Regions from separate parts of the Homo sapiens genome. Here region 2 is linked to region 1. A link is a loop called in an ENCODE intact Hi-C map of the cell type or tissue named here. Cell type or tissue: heart right ventricle. All regions are shown on one strand. Links, peaks and the distances in the headings refer to the core of each region. The heading gives the core; the rest is flanking DNA.

What was found. Peaks named below come from ENCODE experiments on the same cell type or tissue, not always from the same donor. Only the 100,000 strongest peaks of a DNase experiment are listed, where the experiment ranks them.
Region 2: it touches region 1 in a loop (2.4-fold over the local background); 7 of 110 quality-filtered maps call a loop at or near these places.

Annotation. Positions count from the first base shown.
Region 1 is chr17:43,942,908-43,945,823 of GRCh38, reverse strand. It overlaps a transcript of PPY not described here. Among named protein-coding and RNA genes, the nearest start is that of PPY, 1.9 kb to the right of the region's middle. In heart right ventricle, for the core only: a CTCF peak has its summit at 1,660 (motif pointing left); a DNase peak (open chromatin) is centred at 1,653.
Region 2 is chr17:44,136,862-44,139,777 of GRCh38, reverse strand. No RefSeq gene overlaps it. Among named protein-coding and RNA genes, the nearest start is that of HROB, 3.6 kb to the left of the region's middle. RefSeq lists an enhancer at 1,296-1,819. In heart right ventricle, for the core only: no CTCF peak of the experiment used is centred there; a DNase peak (open chromatin) is centred at 1,377.

The DNA.
Region 1 (2,916 bases), core at 107-2,606:
AAACAAGGGGTGGATTATTCATGAGTTTTCCAGAAAAGGGGTGGGGATTTCCCAGAACTGAGGGTTCCTCCTCCTTTTAGACCATGGAGGGTAACTTCCAGATGTTGCCATGGCATTTGTAAACTGTCTGATGCTGGTGGGAGCATCTCTTAGCATGCTAATGCATTATAATTAGTGTATAATGATCAGCGAGGCCAGGCACGGTGACTCATGCCTGTAATCCCAGCACTTTGGGAAGCCGATGGGGGCAGATCATTTGAGGTCAGGAGTTTGAGACCAGCCTTGCCAACATGGTGAAACCTCATCTCTGCTGAAAAAGAAAAAAAGAAAAATCAGTGAGGGCAATCAGCGGTCATGCTCATCACCCTCTTGGTTTTTGCGTGTTCTTACCAGCTTCTTTATCTCATTCTATCAGCAGGGTCTTGTGACCCGTATCTTGTGCCGGCCTCCTATCTTGTCCTGTGACTAAAAATGTCTAACCTCCTGGGAATGCAGCCCAGCAGGTTGCAGCCTCATTTTACCCAGCCCTTGTTCAAGATGGAGTCGCTGTGGTTCAAACGCCTCTGACAGGAACACATCAAGATGAGTGAGAACCATTGCTGTGTTCTAGACATAGTGATGTAGTTAGGCTTTGCATCCCCACCAAATCTCATCTTGAATTGTAATCCCCGTAGTCCTCATGCGAAGGGAGAGACCAGGTGGAGGTCATTGAATCATGGGGGCAGTTTTCCCCATGCTGTTCTCGTGATAGTGAGTGAGTCATCACGAGAGCTGATGATTTTATAAGTTGCTCTTCTCCCCTTTGATCAGCACTTCTCCTTCCTGCCGCCTTGTGAGAAAGGTGCCTTGTTTCCCCTACGCCTTCCACCATGATTTTAAGTTTCCTGAGGCCTCCCCAGCCATGCTGAACTGTGAGTCAATTAAACCTCTTTCCTTTATAAATGACCCAATTTCAGGTAGTTCTTTTTGTTTTTTGTGTGTTTTTTGAGATGGTGTCTCACTCTGTTACAGCCCAGGCTGGAGTGTAGCGGCACGATCTCGGTTCACTGCAACCTCTGCCTCCCTGGTTCAAGTGATTCTCCTGCCTCAGCCTCCCAAGTAGCTGGGATTACAGGCATGCGCTACCACGCCCGGCTAATTTTTGTATTTTTAGTAGTGATGGGGTTTCACCATGTTGGCCAGGCTGGTCTTGAACTCCTGACCTCAGGTGATCCGCCTGCCTCAGCCTCCCAAAGTGCTGGGATTACAGGCGTGAGCCACTGCGCCTGGCCTCGGGCAGTTCTTTTCAAAGCAGTATGAGAAGGAACTAATACACATGGCCATGCAGTGTAGAAAGCACATCTACTACCACTTCCTCCTGGATTGTCACCACATCCCTGAGAGGACCCAGAAGAGGAATCTGTTGTTTGCAAAGGAGAAAAATGAAAGCTACGGTTTGGTTGACATTTGTGGAGTGCCTGTTATTTCTTAGGCACTTAGGTTTACCTCTGCGACAGGATAGAACTGTAAGTGGCCCTGGCATCTGAGTCAATCCCTAGATCCATTGTCTGTTGGGTGGGGCTGGGTCCCCACATGAGTAGCAGCCAGAACAGGTCCCTCCAAGGCCATGGTCCTGTGGGAGCTCAGATCCTTTTAACTAGGGTTGGAGCCTGGCGCCCTCTGGCGGCGAGCTGCAACCTCTACCCGCCAAACCCAAGGCCAGGCTGAGACCAGCCACCAATTCACACCCTTGTTTTGCAAGTGGAAAACCTCAGTCCAGAGAAAGGCCCGGGCTTGCTGAGACAGAATGACTTTCGTATTTGCTTTGTGGAATGTAAGTTGTCTGGTGAAGCATTATTGCTCTTCTTGTTAACCAAAATCAAAATTGAGAGGGTCAAGGCAGAACACTGATGTTTGCTGAGCCTTCCTTTATTCTCCCTATCTTCAGATGGGTGTGATGAGCCTATTTTACTGAGAGGAAAAGTGAAGCTCAGAGAGGCTAAAGAAATTACTTTCCCAGGCTCACAGAGCCAGCCAATGCAGAGCCAGGATTTGGACCCAGGTCTGTCTGACTCTAAGCCCACCCTGCCAGATCCCTGGAGTTTCACCTCCAGTCCCCTCTTCCCCAACAGTCCCCCCCATCTCCCAACTTCTTGGTATACTGATCTGGGACAGCAGAACGTCAGCAGTCATAAGTCCTTAGCTCCGTACTTGGTGTCACCGTGTCATTCAGACACAGCCAGTTACCACTCCTTGGCCTAAGCAGGGGAGGGAGACTGGGGGTTGGGAAGAGACGCTGGGCAGGGGAGACTCAGGGGCTTCTGGTGGGGATGGATTAGTGGGGTTGAGAATCTAAGCCAGAATTCGGAACCTCGGTAGCTATGAGATCTTGAGCAAGCGTCTTTACCTCTGTGAGCCTCAGGTTTCTCAGCCAAAAAGTGGGAAATTATAACAATACTTTGACGGCCCCACTTAGGAAAAAAAACAGTCCAGGTTTGGAGTTAAATTTTGGGGTCTGACTGGCTGTGGGGTTTGGGGCCAGTGATTTGACATCTCTGAGCAGATTTCAGATCCTGAATCTGTAAAATGGGTTGTTGTGGGGATTTAGTGAGGTGACTGAGCTGGCAGCACTTTGGAAAATGTGAGGCTTTACAAATGAAGCTGGTTTTTAGCACTTCCCTGGAATGGGGGCTCTGAGATGGGGAGGGAAATGGATACTGGAAACCGGCACCCCCCTCAACATTTCCCCTGAACCCAGGCACATGAGTTCTCATTCTGCATCCTATGCACCCACCAAATGGGTTTCTCCAAGCCTGGCACCCCACTCCTTTCCACCTTGCCTGAGGACCTGAGGCCCCTTCCCTCTTCCCACCTTGTTCTAGTTGCAAGCTGCAGAGGATGGCCTGAGTTTCCATTCTTCAGCCTGGAGGCTCTGGC
Region 2 (2,916 bases), core at 182-2,681, 190 kb before region 1:
AATACAAAAAATTAGCCAGGCGTGGTGGCAGGCGCCTGTAGTCCCAGCTACTTGGGAGGCTGAGGCAGGAGAATCGCTTGAACCCGGGAGGCGGAGCTTGCAGTGAGCCGAGATCGCGCCACCGCACTCCAGCCTGGGAGACAGAGCAAGACTCCGTCTCAAAAAAAAAAAAGAATAATACATCTTCCTCACAAGGTTGTTGTGAGATTAAATGAATTAATGCATTGAAATGGCTAACGCCATGCCTGGCCTATTAACAGGACCTCAACAAATGTGGATTCCCTTCCCCCTTACTTGAATTTGCAAACACGTGCTGGGAATTGTTATGGGAACCACATGGCTTGGGTTTGTATCTATTTCAGTATACTTGCAAATGCATTTCACCCTAATTTGTTTTTTTTGTTGTTGTTTTTTTGGAGACGGAGTCTCACTCTGTCGCCCACGCTGGAGTGCAGTGGTGGGATCCCAGCTCACTGCAACCTCCACCTCCCGGATTCAAGTGATTCTCCTGCCTCAGCCTCCCAAGTAGCTGGGATTACAGGTGTGGGCCACCACACCCAACTAATTTTGTATATTTAGTAGAAACGGGGTTTCACCATTGTTAGCAAGGCTGATCTCAACCTCTCAACCTCAGGTGATCTGCCTGCCTTGGTCTCCTAAAATGCTGGGATTACAGGCATGAGCCACCGCGGCTGGCCCCTAATTTGTATTTTTATCGAACAAACAGTTGTATTCGAGTCAGTGTGATGACATACTTTTTTTTATGTGTTTATCTTTACATTTGCCTTGGTATGGACGGTGGCATATTTGGATAGGAAGTGTGTGTACACGCTGAGAATCTTGTGTAGGTGATTGGGTATTGCCCGTTGAATACGTGTATGGAATTAAATGTGTGTTGTTTGCTGCCTATGGGGGCGGGGAGGACTGATCTGTTTGTGTAGCTTTGTGTGCGAAGGTTGTGGATTCTGAGTTGGTGTGTAGGCAGCTATGTAAACCAGAGCTGTCCGATAGAACTTTCTGTGTTGATGGAAATGTTTTCTATTCACACTGCCCAACAGAGTAGCCACTGACCATGTGTGTCTATTAAGCACTTGAAATGTGGCTACTGCAGCTAAGAAACTGAAGTTTTAATTGTGTTTAATTTTAATTAATTTAAATGTGAATAAACACTAGTACACCACAGACTGAAACTTCAAGGTTATTCACACACTAGATGGTGTGCATGCCCCTGCCTCTTACCACAGAAATCCCATCCCTCGTGTCCGACCCCAGTGGAGCCCCACCTGGGCGTGTGCGTACATGTGTATGTGCGCATGTGTGTGGGTGTGAGCCGTACCTAGGGGGCCGCCCCCCTACCCAAGTACCCAGCCGAGCAGTGAATCAGCCTGACAATGAGGTGAGTCATTCATGAACTGCTCCAGGCTGGCCCAGCGGGCGGGAAGCAAACGTCAGCCAGCCTGGAAGCCCTACCCACCCCAGCCCCACCAGTGGGATCGCTCAACCCCACGCACTGCAGATGTTGTTGAAGCAACTGACGCGGGCGAATCAAGGCACGGAAGCTCGGCCCCTCCCTCTAGTTTGCAATCCATTCATCCCTCAGCTTCTCTCTCCCCTCCAGTGGCATGTGAGTCATCTCAAGATCTCCCTGAGGACAGAGACATTCAGCTCCTCTATCCTTTACACCCCTGATCCGACACCCACCTCCCCAAGCCTATCCCAATTGCTTCTCCCTCAAGGCTGGGGGCTGGGGGAAGGGAAGCTGGACCCCCTGGGGAGGTGCCAGGGTCCTGCTTCATAAGCAAAGCTGACCCACTCAGGGCTGTGGGAGTTGGCTCAGGGTCAGTTGCAGCTGGCTGGATCCTGCGGAACTGGCACCTTGCTTGCTTGGGCAGCAGGAAAGGAGTTGCCCAGGGATGCTATGTGGAGCACTTGTGGCTTCCGGGGAGGACCAGGTAGGCAGGGGGCAAAAGTATTCCTCTGGTTTCCAGGAAAGACCCTCATAGTATCTCCCCAGTGGCTGACAATCTTCAGAGCCTGGTAACTTCTCTCCTCTGCATACCCCCTGGTAGAGAATGGGTTGTGTGGCCCATTCTTTCATTAATTAGCCTTATTCTCTTGGACTTAACATTACCTGATGCTTCTGACTTGGACAACTGGGTAGTGGTGTCCTTCACTGGATCAGAAAATACCCTCAAAAGCCTTGAAGTTATGTACACCCTTTGACAAAGCAGCTCCACTTCTGAGAACTCATCCTGAGAAAATAATACAGTCATTGACGCATGCCAAGATTTACCTATAAGAATGTGCATCACATGGGCCGGGCGCGGTGGCTCACGCCTGTAATCTCAGCACTTTGGGAGTTTAAGACCAGCCTGGCCAACATGGTGAAACCCCATCTCTACTAAAAATACAAAAATTAGCCAGGCGTGGTGGTGCACACCTGTAATCCCAGCTACTTGGGAGGCTGAGGCAGGAGAATTGCTTGAACCCAGGAGGCAGAGGTTGCAGTGAGCCAAGATGGAGTCACTGCACTCCAGCCTGGGCAACAGAGCAAGACACCATCCAAAAAAAAAAGAAAGAGAATGTGCATCACAATTTGCTTGCCCGCCCTTCCTTCCTTCCTTCCTTCCTTCCTTCCTTCCTTCCTTCCTTCCTTCCTTCCTTCCTTCCTTCCTTTTCTTTCTTTCTTTCCAGAGTTTCGCTCTTGTTGCCCAGGCTGGAGTGCAATGGCTTGATATCAGCTCACCACAACCTCCGCCTCCTGGATTCAAGCAATTCTCCTGCCTCAGCCTCCCGAGTAACTGGGATTACAGGTGTGTGCCACCACGCCTGGCTAATTTTTTTTTTTTTTTTTTTTTTTTTTTTGGAGAGACCGGGGTTTCTCTCCATGTTGGTCAGGCTGGTCTCAAACTCCTG